Linked DNA regions of Homo sapiens: regions 1 and 3 are each linked to region 2. Evidence: chromatin contacts called from ENCODE Hi-C or POLR2A ChIA-PET data. All regions are on one chromosome and are shown on one strand. Each heading gives the region's core, a stretch centred on a gene start or an enhancer-like site at or near the end of the contact. The rest is flanking DNA. Distances are from core to core; before and after follow the strand shown. Region 1 overlaps AKT3 (AKT serine/threonine kinase 3). Region 2 holds the start of KMO (kynurenine 3-monooxygenase). Region 3 overlaps AKT3 (AKT serine/threonine kinase 3).

The links. Hi-C counts contacts between places; a loop is a spot of excess contacts on that map. ChIA-PET counts read pairs that join two places held with the same protein, here RNA polymerase II (POLR2A). Pooled maps may share reads with other maps.
Region 1: a pooled map shows a loop between it and region 2 (5-fold over the local background). The contact joins the enhancer-like site here to the promoter of KMO in region 2. A Hi-C loop is called at or near these places in 1 of 37 single-sample maps with no recorded cell type and 3 of 50 pooled maps. POLR2A ChIA-PET finds 5 or more read pairs at or near these places in 1 of 52 experiments (activated CD4-positive, alpha-beta T cell).
Region 3: a map with no recorded cell type shows a loop between it and region 2 (6-fold over the local background). The contact joins the enhancer-like site here to the promoter of KMO in region 2. A Hi-C loop is called at or near these places in 2 of 37 single-sample maps with no recorded cell type and 2 of 50 pooled maps.

What each region holds. Positions count from the first base shown.
Region 1 is chr1:243,726,503-243,729,247 of GRCh38, forward strand. The region is part of intron 2 of AKT3 (AKT serine/threonine kinase 3); the gene reads right to left. Among named protein-coding and RNA genes, the nearest start is that of AKT3-IT1, 67 kb to the right of the region's middle. Within about 2 kb of position 1,474, at least 3 of the 41 ENCODE cell types and tissues checked have a DNase peak (open chromatin) inside an H3K27ac peak, as active enhancers do.
Region 2 is chr1:241,530,987-241,533,808 of GRCh38, forward strand. KMO (kynurenine 3-monooxygenase) reads left to right here and starts at 1,392. Exons shown (of 15, transcript NM_003679.5): 1 at 1,392-1,512. The coding sequence starts at 1,459. RefSeq lists an enhancer at 975-1,124.
Region 3 is chr1:243,594,569-243,597,382 of GRCh38, forward strand. The region is part of intron 8 of AKT3 (AKT serine/threonine kinase 3); the gene reads right to left. Among named protein-coding and RNA genes, the nearest start is that of AKT3-IT1, 200 kb to the right of the region's middle. Within about 2 kb of position 1,428, at least 4 of the 41 ENCODE cell types and tissues checked have a DNase peak (open chromatin) inside an H3K27ac peak, as active enhancers do.

The sequences.
Region 1 (2,745 bases), core at 224-2,723, 2.2 Mb after region 2:
TTTCTATAACTTACAACAGGTAAATTCTCAAAAGAAGTTGTCAATTTTCTGAAAATCTCAGTCTGTGGTTGCTCAACTTAGCAACCAATATTCTCTTTTTCAACCCAAAAGAAAGTTAACATTTATCTATGAACAAGCACTCAGTCCCACAGCCATGAGAGTTGTCAAAATAACAGGAAGAAAAATGGACCAAGGATATATAAAGCTGAAAATGGGTCAGAATGCTCAAATTAAGAATCAAACTTATGTTTTTATTTTTCTTGCTTTTTCTTGCAAGCCAGGGCATCCTCATGAAAAAACAGGTAAGAATTTGGCAAGAATAGGGATAGAAAGCAAAAAGAAACTTGTTTTCCCAAACATCTGGCATCCTTCAACAAACTCTGGCAATGAAAAGTCAAAGCAAAGCAGATAAGATTCTGCCAATCACCTTCTACTTAGGCAGTGGCAATAGGTGGCCTAGCCAAGGCTCCCTGCCTGAGCTGAGAAGAGATGTCAGTATTGTGGTAAAGCCCACCTCCTTGGTCTTCAACAGATTCCTTCCATACCCCCAGGTTATGACAGAAAATGAGCAATTCACACAAGCATAAATGTGAAACATTAACATTTAAAAGGAGCCTAACCTACATAATAAGTGCTGAGGCTGAATACACATTGTGGGTCAAAATCAGGACAAGGCAGCTCAACATGGCATCTGTTAAGGGAAGAAAAATAAAGGGCAGACAAAAGACAACATTTAATCCTAGGTTCAACCTTCATAAATCAGCATACAATACCAAAAGTAAGTTAGTTGATTGATTGATTGATTGATTGAGACAGGGTCTTGCTCTGTTGCCCAGGCTGGAGTGCGATGGTACAATCTCAGCTCAACACAGCCTTGACCTCCTGACTCAAGCAATCCTCCCAAGTAGCTGGGACTTCAGGCATGCACTACCATGCGTGGCTAATTTTGTTCACTTTTTGTGGAGATAGGGTCTTGCTATGTTGCCCAGGAAGGTCTAGAACTCTTGGCCTCAAATGATCCTCCCACCTCAGCCTCCCAAATTGCCAGGATTACAGGTGTCAGCCACTGCTCCCAGCCCCAAAAGTTTATTATTATAAGGACTCTTACTCTTCATTGTAATTTATAGGCTGAAATTGCAAAACTGAAAACCCTATTCTTGCAACAATAACTTGAGGTATTTAGAACTCATGACACCAAGTTTCACATCCTCTTTCTTAAGTCTGCAGAAAAGGAACCTCCATCCTTATAGTTCAAAGTCTTTCTAGCAAAGAAAAAAAGAGAACCAAGAAAAAAAAGCATCATAACTATTTTGTAAGTATCAAACTAAAAAATTTGATATAATCTTAGTTTAAAAAAATAATTATAACACTGATTTGATATTTAGGCATAGAGGGATGTTGGTGTTTTATAAGAATTGACCTGACTATAAGCAGCACTCAGCTACATCTCTCAAAAATAAGGGAAAGCCATTTTAAGAGCTTGAAGTAGTATGTTGTAGTCCTATGACATTAATAGTTTAACAGAAACCACATACAACTTGAAGACTAAAACTATCAACTCCCTAAACAACTCACAGTGTACGTTAACATGACTTGACTATTCAGGGAGAGCCTCACCCTGGCAAACGGTTTGATTGTTCATCACAGCAAACTCCTGAAACACGCATCAACGATTCAATAGAAAGCCCCAACAGTATGTAAGATTTTTTGAATCCCTTGCTGTTGCATAATGGTCATCATCCAATTTTAATCAAACACACACACACACCCAGTATTCACTCAACCTCAACCAAACTTTGATTCTCAGTACATACTATCCTTGCTTTCTTCCCTCCAAGAAACCGCCAAAGTTCTAACCAGGTGGTGTACTCCCTTTCTGTGACAGGCAATAAACTCTATCTATAGGTTGTGAGGGAGACACTTGGGCAGCCAGCACTTGATACTATGCCAGCTGTAAGTTTTAATCATTCAGGAATATAGTGCAAAGAGTACTGTGAACTTATGGTGTGCTAATGCATCATACTAGCAATTGTGAATTTAGATCATAAACCTTTGTATTTCACCTAAAACTTTATGGGAACAGATAGGACAGGACAGGCAATCCCAATGCTTTTGTAGAAAAACTGTCTGGTCATATGCTGTCAGTTCTTCACGATTTCAAAGAATAACCACTTGAAAGAAAATTTTCAAAAATCTAAAGACTTAATAAAACTAAGATCAATGAGTTTTAAAGTACGTGTCATTAAAAGCACAAACTCATTTGCAGTCTATGGACTCTAAGGCAAGAGTCATATGCCAGACATCCCAGAAGAGGTAAAAAGTTATTAGAGACAAAAAGGACTTCAGGGAAACTTAGTTTTTCCTTAGGGAAAGGAGTCCTCCATGGAGTCACATGGCCCTCCAATAAGTAGGCATCAGGTAGTGTATCAAGAACTGATACAAGATCAGAAAGGAAGAGCCAATGAGTTAGGAGAAACCAAGGTTGGGTTTCAAGAATTGAGTTGCTACTTGTGCTGAATGATATTAAGAGATGGAGAAAAAGAAAGAGAAAAATGTTCACGCGGATGTCAATGATTTTTACTAGACTCTTCAGAGGAGTAAGAAATCCAAATAAACTAGAGTTTAGGGCAGAAAATTAACTACAAGGTGAGAATATGAAAGATGCCAGTGTGGACAAACCATGCAATAAAATTTTATTAAAAGAGAAGCAGAAATAGAGGCAGTAGCAGAATGGGAAGCAATATG
Region 2 (2,822 bases), core at 142-2,641:
CACCTAAATGGTAGTTACATGGATACTTGCTTTACAGTAACTTATTATACTGTTCATTTGTGTTATAGTTCATAATTTTTAAAAGATTTTTTAACAATGATACATATTGATACTGAGGAATTGATACATATTCTCTACATATTGATATTGAAGAATTCTCAAGCTATATGTTGTAAAGTGAGAAATATGATGTGGAAAAAGTTTTTAAATGTATGTTTAAAAAGAAAGGAAGGAAGGGAATGAGAGAGTGAGAGAAAGAGAGAGAGAAAAGGAGAGAGAGGAAGAACAAGAAAGACATAATCAACGTGTAGAAGAATACGGTAACCCACACACCAAAACAGTTGTTGTCTTTGGGCAGGAGGAATAGGTGGCCAAGGGTCAAGGTTAGCAGGATTACTATTCACCGTGTACTCTTTTGTGTCTTTAATTTCATGCCATGTTAATGTATTACCTATTCAAAATAAATAAAATACCTAATCATGCTTATCCACAAGGGGTCACTATTGAATGCCATTTAACTCTAGTTCCTAACCAGGGAAAAAAACGTTCTGAATTCTTTATGTGCTTAACAGGAAGTGAAGAAACAACTTCATTTATGTTCTTATTTTACATTACACCACATCATGTTCCAGAAAACAATTGCCATTCGCAAATCATGCACAAAAGTATAACATTTAAAACGGAGTGAAAAAGACAAAAAAGTGAATAGATAATATGAAGTCGGGAATGAGTTTACAGAAGCGTTGTGTCAGTCATCTCCCCTAGTGGTAATTAGACTCTAAATTTTCGATTCTAAAATTAGATTCTAAATTTTCTAGCATCTGGGCTGAAAAAAAAAAGGGGAAGTATGGTCAGTTACACAATTCAAAATGTTGATCGGGAGAATATTAAGACCTTGCAGAGAATTTTCCCTGGTAGAGCCTGTTAAAAACAATCCATGAGGACCCTTTAGATGAAATTTTTGATTGGTCTTAACCACAAAAATGATCCACAGATGAATTATGAAACCATGTCATCTTACTCTCTAAGGGAGGTATAAGATGTTTTTGGACTTCAGATGAGAAGGGCTCCATTCATGGTTAATCATGAATGAAAACGAAACTAAGAATATATGCTGTAGAAAAAGAAGAAGAAAAGCCACAAGACTGCTTAAAAATTTCTGTGTCTTACACAGAAGATAGAAAAAATAGAGTGTCTCCAATTGGATGGATTTTTTAAAAAATTTGGTTATTGTAATGGATTTATTTTTTCTTAGAGCTGAGCTGATTGTACTTTGGCCAACTAATGGGTTAATACTGTCAAGGGAAATTAGCCCTGACTAAACATTGCCGCTGGCTCATGAATGCACTAGGCTTGGGGCAGTATAAAAACTCAGAGAAATCAGTGTGTAGGAGACACAGAAATCAGTGTCACTCAGTGACAGAAGCAACAATAATTGTGAAAAATACTTCAGCAGTTATGGACTCATCTGTCATTCAAAGGAAAAAAGTAGCTGTCATTGGTGGTGGCTTGGTAAGAATTTTCAGATGGATTACTATTGTTGGTGGTATTATATTAACTATTATTACTCGTAATGATTATTATTCGTCACTTCTGCAAATTGTTAATTTTCTTGTGAAAACTCTGATATTTAAATACAGCTATTTTGTTTATTTTTTTAATATTTTTATTTTCATAGATTTAATATAGTATGAGTTTTAATCTGTTCTTTTTCAGGAAAGGTATTTTATAGCCATTAAATACAAAGGTTTCTGTTTTCCCTCATCATTTTGGTTTAGGATTTGTTAAAAAGCAAAAATAATGCAAATTGAATTTGATTTTATCCCCAAATTGGCTATGTTTTTAGGAACAGGAATTAGTCTCAATATTCATTTTAATAAAAACATTTGTTCCGCTTTGTTTAATAACTCAGTTAATGCTGTCTAATGAGAATAAAAGGGTCAAGAAACATGAAGCTAACGTCAAAGTATCATGTTGAATGTTCACTAGTTATATGAGTAATTGGGAATAAGATTTATGTGGTCGCCTGACTTACTTGACTCTTCCAGTGGAGCACCTAAGACAGTGGAGTGAGGTGTTCACCTCTCACTGAGCACGTGACGTAAAGGTGCTGGGGCTTCCCCCATACCTAACAAGACGGAAGGAGAGGTCACTCTCTGCTTTCATAGTTATGGTGCCAAAGGTAGTTCTGTTTAACATGGGTCTGCTCCGATTCAACTTTGCTTTTTCCCATCTCAGCAGAATTTCTGTTTCAGAATACAAACATCCCAGTTAGTCAAGGTTAAATCATTTCCCTATCACCTTTGGTCAAATCATTTGGAGACTTTTCATTAATTATTCATATATCCACTCAACAAAAAATTTATTGAGGGCGTAACACTGTTCTAGGCTGAATATAGATGGTATATTTTATGCCACACATGTATTTATACAGTATATGCTGTCTTTTGTTCTGCCTTCCTTAGTGTCTTTTCCCCAAAGTGCTAGAACAGTTCTTTTAATATTTCTGATTCTAAATTTTCATTTAGAAATGCTATCACATGATGTGTTGGTCACTGGTTGGGACATGTGTCGTCACTGCTTCATACTAGGCTTGTGTCCAATCTGTCCTATCAAAATGTTGCACAAAATGAGAATTCATGTGTTCAACAAAATCTGATTACTATGTACCAATATTGTTTTAGGTAGTAGGGATGCGAGGGTGAGAATTCCAGAGAAGAAAAAGACAAGGAAGAAGAAAACAAATAAGACAATTTCAGTTAAAGAGAAGCACTATGAAAGAAACGAAAACAGGGTAGTGCTGTAGAGAGTATCTTTGGGAG
Region 3 (2,814 bases), core at 178-2,677, 2.1 Mb after region 2:
TGTGTGACAAACTGATTTTCAACAGAGGTACCCAAGTCACACAATCAGAGACAGGGTCTTGCTGTGTTGTCCAGTCTGCAATGCAGTGGTATGAACATGGATCACTGCAGCATCAACCTCTTGGGCTCAAGCAATGCTCCCAATTCTGCCTTGCACCACCAGTCCAGGCTAATTTTTTAAATTTTTTATTTTGTAGAGACAGGGTCCTGCTGTGTTGCCCAGGCTGGTCTCGAACTCCTGGACATAAGTGGTCTTCCTGCCTCAGCCTCCCAAAGTGCTGGGATTACAGGTATAAGCCCCCATGTCTGACTAAAGGACAGCCCTTTCAATGAAAGATAGTGAAAGAACAAGATGTCTGTAGGGGGAAAAAAATGAACCTCAACTCTTAGCTCACAGCATACATAAAAATTAAAATGGATCACAGACCTATACATGTAATAGGTACAACTTAAAAAGTTTTAGAAGAAAATACAGTCATGCACTGCTTAATGATGGGGATACATTCTGAGAAATGTGCAATTAGACAATTTCATCATTGTGACAACATCCTAGGGTTTACTTACATAAACCTAAATGGCATAGCCTACTACTTCTAGGTACAGACCTGTACAGCATGTTACCCTACTGAATACTCTAGGCAGGTGTAACACAATGATATTTGCACATCTAAACACATCTAGAAAAGTACAGTAAAAATATGATATAGAAGATTTAAAAACGATATACCTGTCTATTGCATTTATAATACCATGAATGAAACTTGTAGGACTGGAAGCTGCTTTGAGTGAGTGAGTGGCGAGTGAATATGAAGGCCTAGGTGATTACTGTAGACTATGAACACTGTATAATGTATAAAATAATTAAAATTATTTTTTTCTTCAGTAATGAGTTAACCTTTGCTTTCTATAACTTTTTCACTTTATACACTTTAAAATTTTTAAAAACGCCTTGACTCTTTTATAACAGTTTAAAATATGAACACATTGTACAGCTATACAAAAATATTGTTTCTTTACATCTTTATAAATATTTTTCTATTTTTTTTAACGTCTTTAACTTTTGGTTAAAAATGAAAACACAGCATATACGTTAGCCTAAACCTACACAGTCAGGATCATCAGTATCACTGTCTTCCACCTCCACATCCTGTCCCACTGTAAGGTCTTTCGGAGCAGGCATCGAGTAGTCATCTCCTACGCTAACAATGCCTTCTTTTGGAATATCACCTGAAGGACCCACCTGATGCTGTTTTACAGTTACCTATTTTTTTTTAAATAAGTGAAAGTAATACACTTTAAGAAACAATGAAAAGTACAATATATAAAATAAAGAAGTAACACAGTCATGTACTATCACAATCAAGTATTATGTATCTAACTGCATGTGCTATGTTTCTACACAACCGGCAGCACAGGTTTGCTTACACCAGCATCACCAAAACATGTGAGTAATGCACTGCAGTATGACTTACAACATTTACATCACTAGGCAATATGAATTTTTCAGCTACATTATAATCTTATGGTATTGTCATATACATGGCCCACTGTTGACAGAAACTTATTATATAGCACGTGACACATAACAAATAGGAGAAAGATGTGTGACCTGGGGTACACAAACATTTCTTGGACAGTACACAAAAAAAGTGAAAACCATAAAAGGCAAGAATTGATAAATAAGACATCAAAATTAAAAACGTCTGTTCCTCAAAAGACATCACTGAGAAAATGAAAAGGCAAGCTACAGTCTGGAAGAAACCATTTGTAATACAAATATTTGGCAAACTATTTGTAACCAGAACATCCAAAGAACTCCTATAATTCAGTAAGAAGATGAACAACCGAATAATAGGTGAAATATTTGAATAGACAGGTCACAAAAGTATATGCAATGGCAAAAAGTCTGAGTGAAGACATTTCCTATCATTAGTCATAAGAGAAACGCAACTTAAAACCACAGTAACATACTCCCACACACTCGTTAGAATGACTAAAATGAAAACCACTGACCACAGCAAGCACTGGTGAGGGTGCAGAACACCTAAAATTCTCATTACATTAATGCTGAGACTGTAAAATGACACAACAGTTTTAAATTTTTGTAAAATGTAAGCATATGCTTACCATAAATCCAACAATCATACTCTTCAGTATTAATTAAAGAGAAAAGAAACAGGCCTATCAGCTTTATTCATATTAGGCAATGACTGGTATTAATCCGCATGTACGTCACCAGTGGGAGAGATTAACAAATGGTGGTATAGCTGTGCAAAGGATAATGACTTCACAATAAAAGAAATAAATGACTGAGAAATGCAACAAAGTTAACAATCTCAAAAAACATTACGCAGAATGAAAGAAGTAGATACAAGACAGTATATATTGTATGAGTTCATTTCTGTGACATTTTTAAAAAGATGAATCAAATCTTTAGTGTCTGAAAGCAGACCAATGGCTACCTAGGGCCACGTGTGGATGTACTATGGGTACAGGGAAGACTGACTGCAAAGAGGCATGGCAGAACTTTTTGAGGCAATGAGAATGTTTTATATTTTTATTGTGATGGGGGCTACATGCATATATATGTTTGTCAGAAGTCATCTAATCATATACTTAAAATGAGTTCATTTCATTATATGTAAATTATACTTAAGTTGACTAAAAAATGAAAACAACCTAAACGTTCAATGATTTGGGAAGGTTTTAATAAGTTAAAGTGTATCTACATAATTAGTAGGCAACAAGTAACATATTTTAAAATGATAAAATTGAAAATATGTGTACAGTATAAACAGTGGAAAATATATTAACA